4 separate regions of the Homo sapiens genome follow, and regions 1, 2 and 3 are each linked to region 4. The links are chromatin loops, found by intact Hi-C in ENCODE. Cell type or tissue: heart right ventricle. All regions are shown on one strand. Each heading gives the region's core, and the rest is flanking DNA. Links, peaks and the distances in the headings are about the cores only. Region 1 holds the start of LOC124904050 (a long non-coding RNA gene). Region 2 holds the start of ABCA9 (ATP binding cassette subfamily A member 9). Region 3 holds the start of ABCA8 (ATP binding cassette subfamily A member 8). Region 4 has its middle 150 kb from the start of LINC01482.

The links. A loop is a pair of places that touch in the nucleus more often than their neighbours do. Peaks named below come from ENCODE experiments on the same cell type or tissue, not always from the same donor. Only the 100,000 strongest peaks of a DNase experiment are listed, where the experiment ranks them.
Region 1: a loop joins it to region 4, with 2.8 times the contacts of the local background. A loop is called at or near these places in 3 of 110 quality-filtered maps.
Region 2: it touches region 4 in a loop (5-fold over the local background); 15 of 110 quality-filtered maps call a loop at or near these places.
Region 3: a loop joins it to region 4, with 5 times the contacts of the local background. A loop is called at or near these places in 9 of 110 quality-filtered maps.

Annotation. Positions count from the first base shown.
Region 1 is chr17:68,850,470-68,855,786 of GRCh38, reverse strand. All of the region lies in intron 1 of LOC105371874 (a long non-coding RNA gene), which reads right to left. LOC124904050 (a long non-coding RNA gene) reads right to left here and starts at 2,994. Exons shown (of 2, transcript XR_007065888.1): 1 at 1,729-2,994; 2 at 1,166-1,541. In heart right ventricle, for the core only: no CTCF peak of the experiment used is centred there; no DNase peak of the experiment used is centred there; H3K27ac peaks cover 5,000 bases.
Region 2 is chr17:69,060,007-69,065,323 of GRCh38, reverse strand. It overlaps ABCA9 (ATP binding cassette subfamily A member 9), which reads left to right and starts at 4,397. Exons shown (of 39, transcript NM_080283.4): 1 at 4,397-4,458. LOC124904051 (a long non-coding RNA gene) reads right to left here. Exons shown (of 2, transcript XR_007065889.1): 2 at 5,232-5,317. In heart right ventricle, for the core only: no CTCF peak of the experiment used is centred there; no DNase peak of the experiment used is centred there; H3K4me3 peaks cover 968 bases; H3K27ac peaks cover 3,959 bases.
Region 3 is chr17:68,953,263-68,958,579 of GRCh38, reverse strand. It overlaps ABCA8 (ATP binding cassette subfamily A member 8), which reads left to right and starts at 3,188. Exons shown (of 40, transcript NM_001288985.2): 1 at 3,188-3,361. In heart right ventricle, for the core only: no CTCF peak of the experiment used is centred there; a DNase peak (open chromatin) is centred at 3,149; H3K4me3 peaks cover 2,724 bases; H3K27ac peaks cover 2,493 bases.
Region 4 is chr17:68,774,945-68,780,261 of GRCh38, reverse strand. No RefSeq gene overlaps it. Among named protein-coding and RNA genes, the nearest start is that of LINC01482, 150 kb to the right of the region's middle. In heart right ventricle, for the core only: a CTCF peak has its summit at 2,673 (motif pointing left); a DNase peak (open chromatin) is centred at 2,711; H3K27ac peaks cover 5,000 bases.

The DNA of each region.
Region 1 (5,317 bases), core at 266-5,265, 75 kb before region 4:
TTTGTGAATTAAAATAGAAGTAGAGCAATGTTCCAAGAGGCAATATTAGAACCTTAACCTCCTCCTCCATTGGAGTTCAAAGATATTAAGCTGGGCCAGGCACGGTGGCTCATGCTTGTAATCCCCGCACTTTGGGAGGCCAAGGTGAGCAGATGGCTTGAGCTCAGGAGTTTGAGATGAGCCTGGGCAACATGGCAAAACCACATCTCTACAAAAAATAATAAAAATTAGCCGGGCATGGTGGTGCATGCCTGTGGTCCCAGCTACTGAGGAGGCTGAGGTGGGAGAATGGATTGAGCCCAGGAGTTTGAGGCTACAGTGAGCCAAGATTGCACCATTGCACTCCAGCCTGCACAAGAGTAAGATATTGTCAAAAAAAAAAAAAAAAAAAAAAAGATTAAACTGTTAAACGTATAGATTAAGGTACTCTCAAATTAACTGAGGTTGTTATATTTTGTTGTACATTTCACATAACACCAACAGCACAATGAGAGTATGTTTTCTCATTTAAAGGGATCTCAGATTTTAAAAGACTGAGAAACACAGGTTGAAAGGTTTATTTGCTCCTTCTCCATTACTCTGTTGAGCTTTTTGTAAGTATCAGATGCAGAAAGCAGATTGTGGGTTATTCCACAGCTCTTAGTTGCCCCATGTAATGAATGTGTCTCAGCGTAAACATGGAAGAATTTCAAAAGAAAATGATTGAATTATTAAATATAGTGTTCTCTTTTTTTATTCATACACTCTCATATTGATAAAAAGGAGTTCAAATAGCTTATTTAAAAAGTACAACCAAACTATTGGGACAACAGTAAAATGACAAAAAAAAAAAAAACTAAAACAGCAACAATATCGAGAAAACACATAATGAGAGGAGGAAAAGGATGGAGAAAAATTTAGGAACATGTAAAATGATACTCCATTTGTACAAATGATTTTAAAAGAAAATAGCGTCTTTTGCCATTAAAAATGGCTGCAGCTGTATCTCAAAGGAATTAACCTACTCTGGCCAGCCAGATTTAATAACAAATGAACCCTTGAAAATACTGCAGCTGCAAAAGACCTCTAGAGAGAGAGCTGTATCAGTCTGGAACATTCCACAAAACAAAAAAGAAATCTTAAAAAATAACCCCTGTAGGTATATCAGAAAATAACTCCATAGTGGTGACATTCTATCAAGAGCAACTTTATTTTTTCCATGAGAAATATAATAAACACTCATATATGAGAACTGAGAGTCCCATAAAAATTCATTTGTCTTCTTTCCCAGAACAATTGTAAGACTATTTCCAGTAAAGGCAGCATGAGGTCAGATAATTCCTATTCCTAGAAAACAAGCACAAAACTGGACTAAATTATTTAAAATAATTATTTTGAGGTACTGAAAAAAATGACCAACAACAAAAAAAAATGAGACACAAGAAACTGTGAAGATTTTCCTCTTGAAATGGTGCTGCTGTATCTGGTATAGTAGTGGTGGGTATGTGGCCTTCTTTCCTGGAGCTGTGGTCGTCCTTTCCAACACACTCAGTCTTCAGAACCTGCATCATTACAGGTAGGGAGAGATGGCAATGCCAGATTGAAGCTGGCAGCAAAGACCCACAGCTCTACAACTGCAGGCAGGGAATGCAATTCAGAGCAGTAAGCAGACCAGTAAGAAATTTAATGGAGGAAACATGGAAGTCCACAAGCATAGAAAATCTGAGAAACTTAACTCTCCATACATACCTGACTATCTACAAACCTATGAATGCATGGGAGATACCCATGATAGCCTGGAAAAATGTGAGCTATTTGAGAACTTGCTGATTCTGTGAAGGCATTCCTCAACTCATACATAGCTCATGCAGGAGAAGGAAGAAGTCTTACAAGCACAGTGTCCACAGTATAATCTCCACCAAAATTGCCATCTGACCTCCAAAGCAAAAAGATACTGGGGAGAAGAAGCAGCAGCCTCACATCTGAAGAAGAAGCCCCTAAGAAGCCAGGGATAATCTGCGTGCCTGTTTTGCCCTATCCCATGACTCATTACCGAGGGTTTTCTCTCTCCCTTGGCTCCAACTCAACCTTGTTTTTCGTGTCGCTTTGGGGCAATTGGGATTGAGGAACAGAGTTGCTTATTACAAATCATGACTGTCTGAGCAACAGGAGCAAAGGGTTGGGTAGTAATGGGCATGCACCATAAAAATACACCCAGTGAAGACACACAGAACAAGGCAACATGTGGTTCTCACCAGAAACTCAGGAATTTGGAACAGCACATGGTATGAAAATATACCCATTGGGAAAAGAAAAGCACAAGAATGTCTAAATCAGAAGAGTTCCTCATTGGAGACAGGCACCAACAAGGGTCAGTGGACACACATAACCCTCTGCCTTCCTGATTCCCTTAGTCTACATAGTTCAGTTTATAGAAAAATAATCTGAATCAAGAAAGCAAAGTACACTGACACGTTGAATCTCCTTTTCTCTCTGCCAACTTTCTGCGAAGAGAAGCCAACTATTCTACATAATGACCCATGAATACATACGTATATGCCTCGGTGCCAAAACCAGAAACACAAGAAGGGTCCCACTATAAGCCAAAGCCTCGAAGAATTACTTTGTAGGCAGTGTAACAATCTTGGTTGAAATAATAGGAGTCAAATCTGCCAGCTGTTAAAGGCTTTATTGTAAAGAAATAGAGAGTTCACAGGAATGTTGGGAAAGCTATAGGCTTAGCCTCAAAATGTGGTCAAGAACTAGAAGAAGCTAGATAGTTGGAAAATACAACTAATGTCACACTGCAGGGACAATCTGTTTCACGGTCAGAGCGCCAGACAACTACCGCAGGATTGTCAATGCCAACAGCGTTGCATGCGGCCACTGAATTCTCGAAGCTGTCATTGCTGCTGGGCTCTCAATATGGACACCATGAAATGGTATCTCTAACATCTTTTGTTTTTTTAATTTTACATTCCAGGATACATGTGCAGGATGTGCATGTTTGTTACATAGGTAGATACGTGCCATGGTGGTTTGCTGTACCTATCAACCCATCACCTAGATATTAAGCCCAGTATTCATTAGCTATTTTTCCCAATGCTCTTCCTCCTCCCACCCCACTCCCTGACAGGCCTGAGTGTGTGTTGGTCCCCACCCTGTGTTCATGTGTTCTCATTGTTCAGTTCCCACTTACAAGTGAGAACATGTGGTGTTTAGTTTTCTGTTCCTGCGTTAGTTTGCTGAGGATACTGGCTTCCAGCTCCATCCATGTCCCTGCAAAGGACATGATCTCATTCCTTTCATGGCTGCATAGTATTCCATGGTGTACATGTACCACATTTTCTTTATCCAGTCTATCATTGATGGGCATTTGCGTTGATTCCATTTCTTTGCTATTGTGAATAATCTCTACCATCTTTTATCTTTGCCTCCCCTCCTCTGGTTCCAAAGACTTGAGCAGGAGCATCTTATTAGTTGGGCTTGAGTAACCTGCCTGCCCCCAGGTTAACAGGGGAAGGCAAGAGGGAAGATTGGCTTCCTTCCATTTGGCTGCCAAAGTGGACAGTTTTTGCCCTCCACCAAGACTTCAAGTTTATAAATTGTTCAGTTTAGTGTCCAAAAGAGTTGTGCTAAATTTAGGAAAGTTTAAATGAGGATTAGGAGAATGGCTTGTTTTGAGCAAGTAATACTTTGGGGAATGGAAAAGAATGATTTATCTTGAAGGAACATGAACCTCTTAAAAGACAAGGCTTCACAAGAGAGAACATCTGGAAGATGAACAGCTGTGGAAGTGTATAGGAGAAGAGAAAAATTGCTCGATGACAAACAGAATCAAATTTATCATAGGAGTTTCTTGTTCTATTCTTTTCTGTGTGTTTTTTGTTTATTTGTTTGTTTGTTTTGGTCACTACTCCAGGATCTCCATACTCTTCTTGGTATGCATCAATTATTATCAATCTTAAATTTAAATATTTAAATATTCAGACTGCATAAAAGATTTTCTTTCTTATCCAAAAACATATCCTGAACCAAAACAAAGCCACTTGCCATAGGATTCTCACCTCAGAAACTTTTCTAGTTTAATACTCTTATTTTTTTAATGATAGAAAGAAGAATTTAAAAAATCATATGCTGGTGACCAATTCCTTAGATTAATTGAAAGTTCCCAGCATCATGACCAAGGACCTCTGGAAATAATGGGTTTTATCTACTTCGTTGTATTTGTAAACCATTTTGTTGGCTGCTTTTTAGACATTACAAATATTTCAAATAACTTCCTGTATGTTGACAAGGTTGATGGCCACCTTGTTCTTCTAGTCCTGAGCCTCTCTAATGACACCAGTGATACAGAGTTGAGACTCTCCAGAACACCAAAAATGTGAATGGATTCCATGTATCTATTTAAGCTGTATTCTGGAGCTTTTCTCTCTTAAGTCCAATGTTGCAGTGCCTGTACATTTTTGAGCCAAACATTGAATGCTTTCCTCAACAAGAAATACTCTACAATTCGAATAATTTGCCAAGTAGAGCTAAGGTCAAGGTCAAGAGGGAAATCTAAGGTTTCACCAACTTTGGATTAAATATTATAAACAAATGAAAGAAAATCTTCACAATAGTATTTGCTTTTAACTTATTTCAACTGGGAAACTCTGTAGTCATGTCATTAAGAACTTCATATAACTTATTTTGTGCCTTTTATACATCAGAAAAAGTTCAGATTTGAACTATAAAACATCTTTGATAAGTGCTAAAAGAAAAATAAATCACTTGGATTCTTACACAAACTAGCTTTAAAAAAAGCAATTAAATGCATTTTATCCTTTGCTTGTTTTGAGACTTTGCCATGTAGTAAATCCAGTTTTCACCACCCTATCCTGGGATGACTTGAAGAATCTTTCCTATGCATGCTCAGGATTTTGCTTAAAAAGGATAATGGGGCCTTACTTTCCTTGGTTACCCCTACTGTTCAGTAAAGTCTTTATGAGGAGTCTTCGGGGGGATAAAGAGAAGGAAAGTAAGAAATATGTGATCTGTCCCTAGCCAATGTACATCTCCCCTGAAGCTTGTAATGAGGAAGCATAATATAACAAGGTAGAATTCTAAGTCATGAGCAATAGCAAACTATGGAGTTGTCCACAGCGAGCCTGGAGCAGAAAGCAAGAGAATCCCTGCAGAGAAGCTACTTCAGTTGGCAGTGAGTCTTTTTGAGCATGGAAAGCGAAGAAGAGAAAGAAGAGGCTGATTCTTGATCCCCTTGTTATTTACTATCACAACTTAAATGGAAGATTTATGTTTCAAGATAAATGCATCCTCCCCTCCCACTCTAATCTTC
Region 2 (5,317 bases), core at 117-5,116, 290 kb before region 4:
ACACAAGGACAACATTGCTCAATATCTAATAAACTTCCAAGAGAAAAGAATAGAGAGACTAGAAGGAAAGCAATATTTGATGAAGGTATTAGTTAAAATTTTCCCAGAACTTAAAAAGGAGACACAAGTTCTTTGATTGCAAGTGAACACAAAGTGCCATGTAGGACAAAACCCAAAAATCTATACCTGAGCACACTGTCATGAAATTCCCTACACTTGTGGTTAAAGAGAAAACCCTAAGATGTCTTCACAAGAAAAACAAAAAAACCTCAAACTTACGAGTACCAAAAGCACTTTATCATCATATCTGGATGAGAAAGCAATAACATGCTATTTTTAAAGTGAGAAATATAAGACATTTTCAGTCAGAGCTATAAACAAAAACAGAAAACAATAATGGAATGACAGAGTAACAAAAATACAGATAGAGAAAATGAACAGATTTGTTATAGTAAAAAAAAATTTACAAATGGCCAAAAAGTATATTAAAATATGCTTGACACCACTAAGAAATATAAGTTATCAAGGTGGTACTATTTTTTATTAATCAGACTGGTAAAATTTACAAACACCTATAATGTCTAGTTTTGACACAGCCGTGGAGAGTAGAGTCTCTAGCATTTGGTGAGTCATCCCTCATTGCAAGCTACTGCACTCAATACTTTACATATGTTATTTCCTTTAATCTCTACCATCTCCCCTCCACCCCAAACCTAAATTTATAAATTCTAAAACACCCTTGTTAGATACTATTGTGTCCTCTGGATCTCACAGATGAGAAAACTAAAGCTTCCTGGGTAAATCATTGGGGCTCCAAGGTAAGTTACTTGCCTTGCATTGCAATTAGTAAGAAGTAGAGCTAATGTTTTAAGTTCAAATATGCTAACGGGTGTATCCTATAAGGAGCAGGAAGATGGGGGAGAAAGATGTATAGAGACATAGGCTGATTTTTTATATTGCCAGAGTAATGTAGATCCTGATACGTTTGTTAACATTTGAGGGTTATCACTAGTAGAACAAAATACTGATCCAGAACTTTATAGATGATAGTTGGGGAAAAAGGAAAAGGGGAACCTGAAAAAAGGAACAGAGAAAACACAATCACTACAGAAATGGATAAATGGGAAATAACAGGAAAGCGTAATTTAAAGAGACCATAAAATAAGATGACTGGAAGAAAAGGATTGGGTAACCAAAGGACTTACATCCCCTTCCCTGCCCTGCCCATGGATAGTAGAAGATTTGCAGATAAGGTAAAAAGAGAAATGCAATTATACTACTTCAACAGGCATCCTTTAGGCATGTAATAAAAGTTTGTCAAAATATATCTGAGAAATGCAAATTGCAAATGAAAGTGGAGGGCAGGAATATATCACACAAAGGATATTTCAAGGCAAAAAAAGCACAAAACAAGACCAAGTAGAATTTATTACATTTTTAAGAAACAAAGAGGGCCAGGCGCGGTGGCTCACGCCTGTAATCCCAACACTTTGGGAGGCCGAGGCGGGCGGATCACGCGGTCAGGAGATCGAGACCATCCTGGCTAACATGGTGAAACCCTGTCTCTACTAAAAATACAAAAAATTAGCCGGGCATCGTGGCGGGCGCCTGTAGTTCCAGCTACTTGGGAGGCTGAGGCACGAGAATGGCATGAACCCGGGAGGCGGAGCTTGCAGTGAGCAGAGATCACGTCACACACACACACAAAAAAAAACAAACACAAAACAAAACAAAAAACAAAGAGAAATGTTTGGAGGATATCTGACAAAACTCACATGCAGGCAGTGCAGCCAGATCTGAGAAAGAATGAAAAGCAAGAAGATAAAAGCCCCTGGAAAACAAGCAGACATTCTCAGTCTTTATCAGGCAGCTGGACCGCTTCATCCTTCTCTCTTTACAGATCAGGTTTTTCTGTTTTTGCACAGTGTTGAGAAGGGCTGCACACAGGTCTTGGGGTGACAAGTCCTCCTTACAAATAGCCAGCAAAGATTCCAAGAAGAATGTTGTAGTCTGGTGCAAAACACATCACATGAAATTTATAAGGTTTCTGGCACTGGAGAATACTGCCGCAAAATAAATGAAGCAAAAGGCAAGGAAAATTGTAAAATATGTGCACATAAAGTAAGAATAATGGAATAAACAGAGATATATGCAAATGAGACAGCATAGCATTTGTAATTTGAGCTCATAGACTCTACAGATTGTCTGAGTTTTAACTCAGTTTCCGCTACTCACCATCTGTGTGAATTTGGGCAAGTTATGTAACTCCCTGGGCCTCACCTTTCTGGTCCGTAAAATGGGTTGATTAGAATAATGCCTACCTCATGGGATTATTCTGTGGATTAAATGTTTTAATATTTAAGTATGTCTTAGACACAATAAATGCTATATGTAGTTGCCAAAAAAAGTGTACATTATGGTATAAAATCAGTGTCATTTCATTTTTGAACTCCCATGGGATTGTTTTTGAATTGGTAAACTGATTCAAAAACTTCTTTATAAGAGTAAATACGTCGGGCGCAGTGGCTTCTGCCTGTAATCCCAGCACTTTGTGGGGCCAAGGTGGGTGCATCATTTGAGGTCAGGAGTTCCAGACCAGCTTGACCAAAATGGTGAAACCCCTTCTCTACTAAAAACACACAAAAATTAGCTGGCCGTGGTGGCAGGTGCCTGTAGTCCCAGCTACTGTGGAGGCTGAGGCAGGAGAATCGCTTGAACCTGGGAGGCAGAGGTTCCATTGAGCCGAGATTGTGCCACTGCACTCCAGCCTGGGTGACAGAGGGAAACTCCGTCTCAAAATAAATAAATAAATAAATAAATATTAAATATTGTTTAATCTAGAAAATATTAAAAAGAAGATCAATGAGAGGGAGCTTGCTCTGTTATAGTGCCACAGAGATTACAGTGTGGTACACTGAAGGAAACATTGAAAACAGAATTTAGAACCGAAAGTCAAAATCAACTAGGTCCAGAACTCATAAGCTCTAACCTAGGTACAAAGTTCTTCTAGGAAACAAGTTACTGAAAAAAAATTTCCTAAATTATATTCTCTGTGCACAAAATGTTGGCGATGTTATTAAATGTATTGAATGTGATAATTTTGTATTTTCTGCAGAAAATCAACCAACCTATAACCTTTTCTGTAGACATATGGAAACAATCAGAAGTCTTTTTTTTTTTTTTTAAGTTTGACAGTCTCATGGATTCAGGAGTTCAGCCTACTTCCACAGACTGCTTGCTGAGCAACTTCTGGATCGCATATAATTAGAAAAAGGATAAATATAATTGAATCAATATTGAGAGAATGGGAAATGGGTAAGGAAGATTTCATTTGGTTATCATGGTCCATGAGACACAGATAAGAGGCTGATTTAAGAATTGCATGCATTTATTGTTTCCCTTTCAGCTGTATGTTCAGGAAGAAATTACAGTACTGAAGAATTTAACAGACTTACTGGCTGTAAGCAGAATGATAGTGGTCCTTTCCCCCCTCTTCTTCAGCCAAAGATGAACTCCATGAATTATAAGAATTTTGGAACAGTCTTTTCTTCTACTTACATAAGATGCTCAAAAATAGACAGAATGGCATCTATTACCAGTTAAAAATGTTTCTCTAACAATACTGGAAAGCAGGACATACTAAAATTCAGTAGTTACTGGTGGAGAAAGTAGTTTGTTTCATGGGAACCGTTGCAGAGATGACAAGCCTGGAGGCTTTGAGAGCACAGGTAATTGTTATGTGAGATTTCTCTAAAGATTCTGCTCGCTTCAGTACCATGAAAGATGAAAGATGCTACAATTAGTATGCACACAATGAAACTGAGATGCAGATGGAAACTCAGAGTTTCTTTTGTTACCCTGAAGAAAATTACATTGCTTTATTGCCGTATTTCTGGATTCAAGTTTTAAGAATCTGTTGAAGGTTTTAAATAGTTTCTAACCCAATTTGTATGTATTTACTTGTCACTTAAAATATATATATATATAACATATATATTTATGTATTTTTCACTTTGTTCTGCTCTACTCTTCTCTGGATTGGCTTCTTACTTATCTTTGTTTAAATCATTGTGTTGGGGTCAACTCTCCCATTAGGGCCTTGTATGAAAAGACCGATTGAGAAAGGCTAGATTCTCCTTGGTTTGATAGTTCCTAATGTTTTGATATGTCCAGCCAACCATCTGCAACTACAAACTCCCTGCTGAGTAACTAGCAGGAAACAAAGAAATGGAAAACAGCAAAGAAATCACCACGTGAGCAGAAGATATTTTGGCAGGCTAGCTGAACTGAGACCAGATTCTCCTGGGAAATTTGTATAAAACAGAACTATTCACAATGAATGTGAAATTAAAAGCATGATGTAGTAGTGACCCAAAAGGAATGTGAATTCTCCTCCAGAACATGCAGAGACCCATGGATGAACTGTGTTTCTAGATTTTTCCTCCAGCTTTCCTGAGAGTAAGTTAACCTCTAAAATTGTGGTTATTTTGCATATAGAAATATAACATAAGACTATAAATAGGCATGCCAGACGTTTAGGTAGAAACCATTAAAAGCAGTAAGTTATTAACGAGTCATTTTGACTTTTTAAATCATCTATTTTATTTTGTATGTCTAAATAACCAAATGAAGAACTAAGAATTTAAATTTTTACCCCGTAACTAAAACATTTTTGGACAAATAGCATACATTATCTAATAGGCTATTGAATAAATCAAAAGAAATGTCACGTTATGTTGCTTCTTTACAAGTATGAACTATTTCCAAATTTATTTGAATTACTTACTCTTCTTTGTTTGTTTTTAATTTTACTGCCAGAGGAATTGTAAGCATTGCAGGATGCATAATTTTCTGAGTTTTGAATTGTTTTTAAATGGCTTGAGAATATTTTCATCAAGAAAACTTAAGGAAAGATTTTTATTGATCTTGTTTATTATAGTAACTATTTTAAAATTTTGATCTAATTTGTTGCCCAGTGCAACAAATTAGAAAAATTTGTTCTGTGAATAACAGGAATTTTATCTGACTGGGAAATGATTGGCTTTTTATAACCAATTTATTATTTCTAAATTATACAATTTCCTATTCAGAACAATTTAAGCTAATTAGATGTTTTATATTATTACGGTGGGTAGTATATTTTTTCTCTGATATTTACACTAAGATGTTCAGTGGGGGGAAAAATCAGTCTTAACGCTCAGAGATAAATAACCACATTCATGACAATGAGATTATGTAATTGTTTTTTATTCACAAATATTTTCTGGCACACACATTAATTCACAGAAAGAAAGAACAGTAGTCACGTGGGCACAAT
Region 3 (5,317 bases), core at 185-5,184, 180 kb before region 4:
TATATATATTATATATTATATATAATTATATTATATATTATATATTATATATAATTATATATATATTATATATTATATATAATTATATTATATATTATATATATTATATATATAATTATATTATATATTATATATTTATATAATATAATTATATATATATATAATATATATAACCAGCCATTGAATGTGTTGCCATTAGAATCTAAAGAGACATCACAGATGCTGACCTTTCTTCTTACTGGTTGAGGCTGCAAGATACAGTAATTTTTCTTTCACTTTGAAGGAGATAGGCAAAGCACCCCTAGCCACTGGATCCATAAAACCTTTGCCGAAGTGAAAACCTCCAGAATCTTCACAGGGTTTATCTCCCACTTTCTAAAACATGTGTACTACCAAAACCTCCAGCATGCTAGTCACATCTTGCTCATCTTGTCTGATCAGCATGATGCCATCAATGTGTCAATATGATATTCTGTGGATGTCTACATGGTCCAGACCTCTTAAGACTATATTATAAAAAAAGCTAGGGGGTCAATAGAGCACTGAGGGAAAACTGTAAAGAAATAATATTACCTAATCTATCTGATTGTGCACTGTTTTTGATGCTCTTTTCTAATCAGAATAGAGAAGAATGCATCTGACTAATCGCTGGCTAAAAATCATGTATCTGCTCTAGGAATAGATACCATGTCTGACAAAGCAACTCTAATTAGGACCACTAGTTGTTTGAGCTTGAGATAGTCTAAGCATTCTCTAGAATCTTTCTGGCTTCTGCAAGGATCAGGCTGGCAAATTAAATTAAGGTGTGCTAGGCACCACTACCTTTCATCCTTATGTCACTATTTGTGGCATTGGTCTCTGCATTTCTTCTCCCCATGTGGAATACTGTTCTTGATTAAGTGTCATGGCTGGGGATAAAGTTGGGAGAATTGTCAAAGGTGCCCACTTTCCCTTCTGCATTATGATAGTTTTTACCCTACAGGCCAAGGACTCAGCATGGAAGTTATTCTAACTACTAGATATGTCAATTCTAACAGCACATTTGGTGACAGCAAAATCACCACTGGGTATGTCCATAAGTCCAGTGAGACGAGGCAGAGCTGCTTGTTAACCGGAACTCCATTTACGACCTTGGCTCTATATTCTCAATCTAGCTGTAGGGCCTTAGTGTGGGTTGCAGTTATCAATGTCCACTCTGACTTTATGCCCAACAACCCTTGACATGTCTGGGGATTTTTCTTTCTTCAGTGTATAATCACCCAAATAATGGCTTTAGGTCCCTTTGAGGGAGGACTAGGAAGTATAATCACCACAGTATATACTTGTCAAGATGTTGCAAGATCTTTTCTTCTAGGGGTCTGACTAGTTTTTTAATCAATATGTTCTGTATCTGAAAAGTAGCTTAGGACTAGGAGCTGAGCAAGAGATCATGACTTTTTATTGGGGTGATGGAGACCATGTTGAGCCTCTTACTCCTCTATTTCTTCCCCTTCTGGTTATATAGTTACTGAGCAGCACCCTTGTTGACCTCCTTCCTATTTTGTCTGTATATCATAGTAAGGTTTATATATTTCACTTAAAATGAAGAAATATTAATTCTGGGTAAAGCATGTCAAGTTAAGTATGTCTTTTGTAATCCTGAGAGTGACCACTAAAATAACTATACAAATAGATACAGTTAAGAAACATAATAGATACGTTGAAATGCAATACCAAAAAATAATTTCAAATAACCAACAAGAAAGCAGAAAATGGGAAATAGGAGAATTAAAACCAGAGAGAAAAGAAGCAAATAACAAAATGGCAGATCTGATTTTAAAAATCAATAGCTACATAAAATGAAAATAATTTAAACACACCCATTAAAAGATGTGCATTGTCAAATTGGATTTTAAAAACCAAACTCATGACTCTATTATATGCCATCTACAAGAAACTCACTTGAAATACAATTTAGAGCTGGGTATAGTGGCATGTATCTGTAGTTTCAGCTACTCAGGAGTCTGAGATGGGAAGATCACTTGAACCCAGGAGTTCAAGTCCAGCCTTGGCAACATAGCAAGACCATCATCTTAAAAAAATAATAACAAACACAGACGCACACACACACATACACACACACGCATACACATATAATATGAATGTGATGTTTGGCAGGGCCAACAGAATTGAGATCATAACTGCCACTCTGAAAGCATATAGTGTGTGTGTGTGTGTGTGTGTGTGTAGATAAAAATAAACGGATGAAAACAAAATACCACGAAAACAATAATCACAGGAAAGTAAGAATGGCTATATTATTAATATGAAACAAAGTAGACTTTAGAACACAAAAGTTACTAGAGATAAAGATTAACATTACATAATGATAAAAGGGTCAATTCACCAAGAAGACATAACAATTCCAAATGTTGCAAAATACATCAGGCAAAACATGATAGTTTTAAAGGGAGAAATTTGAAAGTCCCTAAGTTTTGTTAAAATCTTCAACATTCCTCTCTTAGTAATCAACAGAACTAGGAGACAGAAAATTAGGAAAAATATAGAAAAAACTGAACAATATCATCAACCAACTAAATGTAATAGATATTATATAATATTCCACTCAACACCAAAAAACTATACAACTTTTCAAGTGCCTATGGAATATCTGCCAAGATAGATCATATCCTGGGTCATCAAATAAGCCTTAACAAATTTGACATACAAAATATTTTTTCTGAGTATAATTGAACTTCTGATTTAAAATTAAATCAATAACCAAAAGATAAGAAAATCTTCAGACACTTGGAAATTAAGCACATTTCTGATTAATCCGTGGGTCAAATAAATTGGAAAATAGTCTGAACTGAGTGAAAATGAAGCTGGGAAGCAGAGGAATGAAAATTTTGATTATCTAGGTAAAGCTGTCAATTAAGCAGACTAGAGCTCTGGGTAGAGAGAAGAGCTTTTCTCTGATTAAGCTGTTTACTTTCTCATGGCTTAAAGACAGCACTTTAAATTTTGGTATTAGCCACAATAATCTTGGACGTAAAAGAGAAATTGCTCCCTATAATATGATATAGCCAGGCAACCCAGTATAAATGCCACTGCTCTGCAGGAACTGGCCGAATATCAATGAGAAGACAAACAGTCCAAGCATGATGACGTGAATGTGATGTTTGGCAGGGCCAACAGAATTGAGATCATAACCTCCACTCTGAAAGCAGTCTTCACAGAAACTTTTCACAGAAGTCAAATAGTTAAAGCAAATTCTAGATACATGGTAGAGACCAGGAGAAAATATGAATAACTTTCTTCTAAACAAGGAGCTCAGTGGATAAACCATACCTCTAGATTCCTTGCTTCCATTTTCCCAGAAGTAAGTTCACTGTATTTTTTCTGTTTTGTTTTGTATTTTGCTTTTGTGTGTGAGTTTGTTTCAGAGGTTTTGTCTTTTCTTATTCCTATCACAAAATTATAAATAAACCTTTATAAACTGAATGACAATCATCTATGCAGAAATTATTTTGAAAAATATTGGGCTACTTTAAAGATTTTATATCTGGTAATTAATATTAGATAAATAAAAACATTGAGTTAGAATGTTTTTTAAAAAATTATGCAAACATTATGTTGTTTTAAACATAACTGAGTGTAGAAATAAGTTTAAATTGGCTAAAAATTTTTTGTGAAGAGCTTAGAGTTTTAAGAATTGGGTTGGAAGACTGAGTTGTTTTTGAAGTTAAAGTTATCTACTTTGATTGCACAATAATGTAGGGCATTTTGGATAAGTGTTCTTCTGACTTTAAGACTGTTTACCAAGAGCACTTACAGAAATATTTTTATTGTTCCTATCGCTCACTCTTAGTCTATAAGAATTTTAGAAATGTAAGATTCTTTCTAGGATCTTTTACTCGTTGGATACAGTGAGTTGAATCAGAATGTGAAATATGTAGCTTCTCTTTACCACAATGTTATTTAAAATGTACATTGGTAAAAAGAATTTTCATACTCCTATAGTGAATACATGTTGTTCTGAATTTTACAACAGTATAAGAGGATAAAAATGAGTCATTACAATTTGAGACTATTTGCCATATGTATAATAAAGTATTCATGTTTTTGCTAGCCTTTACATAAACTGCAGAACATACAAAAATTGGAAAGAAACAAAGTTGGCAATAATACTTTACGATGGAAGATATAAGGGATTGGAGTCAGACTGGAGTTTGCATGCTACCTAAGACTGTAGCTGATTCCATAGTGAGGAGATCATCCTCTTGGCCAATGTCTATTAACTTCGCCAGTGAATTATGCATTTCTGTAGAGAAGCTGTGATATATTTGGGCTTGTGCATGAGGTGGAGTGTAGGGAAACATCACACTCTGGGGACTGTTGTGGGGTGGGGGGAGGGGGGAGGGATAGCATTGGGAGATATACCTAATGCTAGATGACGAGTTAGTGGGTGCAGCGCACCAGCGTGGCACATGTATACATATGTAACTAACCTGCACAATGTGTACATGTACCCTAAAACTTAAAGTATAATAATAAAACGAAAAAAAAAAAAGAAATTCCTCCTGTACAGAGCTTGCATTGGCGGCAGCTGCTTTAAGAACCCAGAAACTTTTGCCCTCTCTGTAGGCTAGCTCACTGTGAAAATATCCCATGGATTTTACCTAAAATTGCTTACAGAGAGCGGCATTATACTTCTATAGATAATTGCATCAGTAACCAGAGAGGAGAAGTACAGCAGCAGACTACCCTCTACCCCCGGTAGGAGTAGTAGCACATCACAGTTTCAGCAAGTTCAATCTTGAGCAAAGAACATGATGTGATTGTTTGTGGGTATGTCTGTATACGGAGTGTGATTTTAGGTAAGGAGAGCCTTGCACAGCTCTCTTAAAAGTATCCATGCTGAATTTTCTGCACCTTAACCTAGGCTGCTTTACTCTTGGAACTGTCTTTCCCTCTTCTCCTTCCATGGGCTCTCTGACCTCTTTACTTGGTCTGCTTCCACTTAGGCCTGCCCCTCAGCCTCATTGCATGGCCATGTGTAGGTTCTTCTTCTAGCAGTGTTCTCTGAGACTGCTGTGGCTAATGTGCCTTCTGTTGCAACTGACCCCTGGACACCTTACTTGAGATTTGGCTCTAGAAAGTAGCACCACCCTGTGTGTGATCCTGTCCCATAAATGAGATGATGGCTTCAGTTGGGGCTCATTCACTTCTCATCACTATGGAGGAGTTCATAGAAACTGCATGGCCAACATGGCATGCATACGGAGGGAGATCACTTGCTTCAGAAGTCAGGACTTATGAGCCAAATGATGGTCTT
Region 4 (5,317 bases), core at 77-5,076:
GTGTATAAAACTTCCATGCTTTGCCATCTTATAAGACCCTGAGCCTATTCCATGGGTCCAGTTACATGTCTCTGTCCTCCAGGGTAAAAGTTAAGGCAGGAACATGATCAAATAACTGAATGTGATTATCATTGATCATCACTGATAAGGAAAGATTCCTGGACCACACTGCCCACTGTTGAGGGACTAAGTATTAAAGAGCACTAGTAGACATCTCTCTATGAAGAGCAGCATTTATTGTAAGGTTACACTCTACCCATCAGGGGTACTGACATAGCACCCCTGACCGTGGCTTAGGAGCAGGGAGACTCAGGGTCTGGCAATGTGCAAATTCTCAAGAAGCAGAAAGTATGTTTTCTGTCAGCTAATGGGTAGAATTTGGCTCTGAACCTAGAAGCATGAAGCAGTGAGTCTGTGGCTCTGGATCTACACACAACAGGAGGGATGAAAACCAGGGAAACTTAGAGAAAAAAGGACTTTAAAATACATTACGTGAGCACATAGTAGCTTTTAAATAAATAATGAACCAATGAATCAATGAATGGATGGAGAGTTTTGCATTCCATGCTAATCAACAATATGACTTTTGATATGCAATGAATCTCTTGGTAATGGCATCAGCATGATGTTTTAGCACGACAGAGTACTTTTACATGCATTGTGTTGTTTGTTTCACACAACAATCCTATGAAAGAAGAAGAGAAGCTATAATTAATCCCATTTTGGAGATTCATTATTTCATCAATTAAACAGCTGCACCATGCTGGGAACCAAGCAAGGCTCTGGAGGTCTGTGATAAACAGAAAAGACCTGGCCTCCACCCTCACAGAGCAGGAGTCTAACGGGGAAGGCAAATGTCCAATGAGTAATTGCAAGTCTCAGAAAGTCACAGAAGGGACAACAAGACCTACAAATAAACAAACAGTATCCCAAAGGGGTTAAGGGCTCAAAAGTCATGTCTTGGGTTGGGCATGGTGGCTTAAGCTTATAATCCCAGCACTTTGGGAGGCTAAGGTGGAAGGATTGCTTGAGCCCAGGAGATCAAGACCAGCCTGGGCAACACGGCGAACCCCCATACTTAGTAACCTCTGGTAAGTTACCCAAAACATTGGTTTCCTCATTGTGAAAAAGAAATAACAAATGTGTACAATAGGGTAATATGCAGAGACATGGGCATTCGGGTCCAGGAGCCTTTCCTAATTACAAAAATTAGCCAAGCATGGTGGTACGCATCTATAGTCTCAGCTACTTGGGAGGCTGAGGTGGGAGGATTGCTTGAGCCCAGGAGGTCGAGGCTGCAGGGAGCTGTGTTTGTGCCAGTGAACTGTAGCCTGGGTGACAGAGCAAGACCCTGTCTCCAAAAAACAAACAAACAAACAAACAAACAAAAACAAAAAAAAGTCATGTCTTTTAGGAGGGCAGTTGGAAAGCTGAGTCTGTTTAGCCTAAAAAAAAGGGAATTAACATTAAGACACGATCATAGCATTCAAACATTTGAAGAGATGTCATGTGGAGGAAGGAACAGACCTCAGACAGAGGAACTGAAGAGCACAGGATAGATCCTGGTGTCCTGAAAGACAGATGTGTCTAATGACATTCAAATAAAAATGCTCAGGTGGCAGGTGAGAGAATTGGATCCCTGCCAGGCCATCGACACACACTTCAGTAGACTCAAGAACACTGTGGTTCAGCGTATGAACTCTGGGTCAGCCAAACATGGCTCAAAACAAGCCCCCTGTTACCACTACCACTGCTTTTGAGCTGTGTTTCCTTAGACAATAATCATTGTCCTTAACCTTTGTTACTTAATCTTTCTAAGCACCACCTTCCTCAGCTGCAAATGGGAGATAAAGACAGCACCTGTCTCAGGTGCTCGTCGTAGGATTCAATAAGATAAGGCATGTAATCTGTTTCACTCATTGTTTGGCACATGAAGCCCCAGGTAAATAATCATTAAATGAATATTCCTTTAATGAATGGATTTCATAAAGAAAGTACCCAATAAGCATTATTAGCAATGATGTCAGTAGCACAACGAAAACAACAAACTCGCCATGCAGATATGAGGATGAAGTGAAAGACGGGTGAATGTACTATTGACCCCACCGAGGTTTGCAAATAGGTGGTGTTTCTCTTATCAGTCAGAGAGATAACAAGATCAACTTCTGCACCGGGTAAAGTTTGGACCAAATGTCCTCAAAAATCATCTCCAATTCTTAAATTCCGTGAAAATCAGAAGTGTCTAATAGTCCAATTGTAGAAGTCAGGAAGTTTCTATTCCCTCAGGACAGCAAGAAAGGTCATGGAGCTGCAATCATAAAGCTGTTTGTTTCCAGAAAGGAAATGAAAAGTCCTTCTCCCAGTCCCTATCCCAACTTGTTATTTACAACAACATAAAAGTGCTTTGTTTTTGTACCTTTCTCTGAAAGAACGTGGCCAATCGTCTCTAAAATTCTCAGAGTGTACATATGAGATTTCTTTTGCTTGTTTATTTTTTTCCCAAGCCCTCCCAAAGAAATGCCCCCAAGGACTGCAAGAATCTTCAGGATATGAATTATAGTCTTTTACAATATTTGGTCTTCTTCCAGTTCTACTTGGAATCTTTGACCTGAATGTGAAAAACACAGAGCCCTTGTTTCCACTGAGATGCAGAAAAGGGTTTTCAGATTGTGCCACCTTCTGGCCAAATTTGGAAACCAAAGTGACAGATTTCCTTCATGCCTTCCCAGCAGTGATTCTGCCCCACCAGGGAAGTGGGGCAGGAAATGTCTGCCTGCTGGGCCTCCCCGGAGGTATCATCTTGAACTAATTCAAATTAAACCATGGGACAGCTTCAAAAGCTCATTGCTTATGTATTTAGAAGCACATGTTTGTACTAAAGAGCAATTACTCATGGTGCTCTGATGTAGGTTCAACCTCTGGAGTGGGAAATCAAATCGGGAACTTTCTCAAACGCTTTTAGCTGCCAACCTTAGCAGATGTGTAAATCAGTTGTTGTTCAGTTGCCTGAAACACTCACAGCTACTTTTGTAACTCTAATAAAGAGAGATTAAGAAAGAGAGAACAAAGATCCAGGATCTGAAATCCCTGTCTACTTATGATGACTGAAGATTGATACAGGATTCGTGCAAAGGAGCCACTCTAGAGAAACCCCTTCATCTATAAAACTCATCCGAGTTTTGGGCCCAGACCCCTATGCAGAACTCTTTCTATGAATGAGACACCAGGATGCCTCTCGTGCCTCTGCTTTACGCACAAAAAAAAAACAGAAAATGGAATGATCTCCTTGATGTGTTTTCCCTAGAACCCACATCTTAACCTAAGCCAATATCTGTGGGAAAGAAGAGGCAAGGAAAGACTAACCCAGGTTATAGAGTCCCATAATTAACAAAGTTTCAAAAGAACCTAGATTAAATCATCCATTCCAGGCCTTCCCAGGGTGAAATAGAGAAGAAAGAACGCAGGTTTACCCAGGAGGGAAACAGCCCCATATCTACCTAGTAGTGAAGCTTCATGGAAGATCAAAACCTTAGGAGGCAGAGAATGCCAGACTCTGAGCCCCACAGTATCAAAGCAATGATGAAACCTAAGTATGTCTCATCAGCAGGTTCAGTTCAGCTCTGCGGCCCTGGCAGGCCCTGAAACCTCCTTCTCTAAACAGTGCCTCTCTTAACAAGAGCAGGGGAGAGAGGGATGCTTGAACATACTTTATTCTTCCTGGAGCTGGCGTATTTCACCAGAACAAAATTCATCAGCATTTTTTTAATCTGAAAGAGCTTGGGTTTATAACACACACTTACAACTAATATCCAAAAGTTTGCCTTCCAGGTGGTTGAAATATCACTATGCTGGTGGTCTATTCTAGACATAGATAGCTGACATAAAACACACACTTCCAAATATGCCTAAGATTTTTTTGAGAAAAATATTTTCAAAAACTATTAACCATTTCAAAAAAACAGGGAAATGTCTTGTGAATTGGCTATTCTCTATGAAACACATCAATACAGACGGTTTTTAAAGGAACATGATCTGAAAACACATAGGCTTAAATATGTACCTGATTTGTTATGAGGTGGATCCTTGGACTTTGTCTATTACTTAACACATTTTTTCATTAAAACCTTAATTTGTAGGCTTTTTGGGGACTAGATGTCTAACAGGAGAAGTTGGTTTTAACGCACAGGTTGAAGTAACAGAGCACTTCCCAAAGTATGTTCTTTGGGACACTAGTCCCTCAAGATGTTTGGCAAAAAGGGCATCTGTACCCAAAATTTGGAGAAATGTTTCATGTTATATATGTCTTCTAGGAGATTCACAATGCACATGAGCTTATAAAGAATCTGAGAAATTTGGAAGTAAAGGAATAACAGATTAAATTTGCTTAACTTCAAAATGTTCAAACTTCATTGGCCAAGGAATACTTATATAGAGAAACATCTAATGAGATCTCAAGGAGCTGAACACATCACAGGAAATTCTGCTAATACAACAAGCAGATATATGAGGTTTTCATTCTTATTGATTATGACTTCCCAGAACCAGGAGAAACAGGCCTCAACACTGAGACCAATGCACAATTGCTCTACAACACCAAAAACAACTTTCTATGGCAGGAGAACAGAGAGGAGACTGAACTAATAGGTCCTTGAACTGCTGAGGGCCTTTATAGACCATTTTCCTAAGCCTTTGCCCATAAAAACTAAGTTCCAGGAAACAACAGCACAGCTTGTAGTTATGACAACAGGAATGAAAAATCAGCTTCTTCATAAATCATTTAGGAAGTGAATCAACCAAGCCATATTTGAAGAGCTGGATTCTAACACAAATCTTGTCTTCACCTAAATCTCATAGGATTATTCTTCCAGAAAGGGTTGGATTTCTATTTCTTCTCTGTAAAATCAGAAAACATGGATTGCAGTATCTTAGAAAAACTCCTCTGCCTTAAGAAGTTGTAATACTCATGAATCATAAAAAAGAAATCAATCATGTTTTCTTTTTTGCTGCCTTTCCTAGAACTTTAAACTTGCAAGGAACCTCTTTGTATATTCTCTATACTAGACGTAACTACTTTTTATTTCTGGGTTACTGGCATAGGACATTGTATTTTCTGGTTTTAGGGAAAGAGGAAAATTGAGTGCTGTAGGGACCAGACCTACAGTGTTTGTGGGTTTTTCTCCTCGTGTGCAGAGATGAGAGATCATAGAAATAAAGACACAAGACAAAGAGATGGAAGAAAAGACAGCTGGGCCCAGGGGACCACTACCACCAAGACGCAGAGACCGGTAGTGGCCCCGAATGCCTGGCTGTTTGGTAT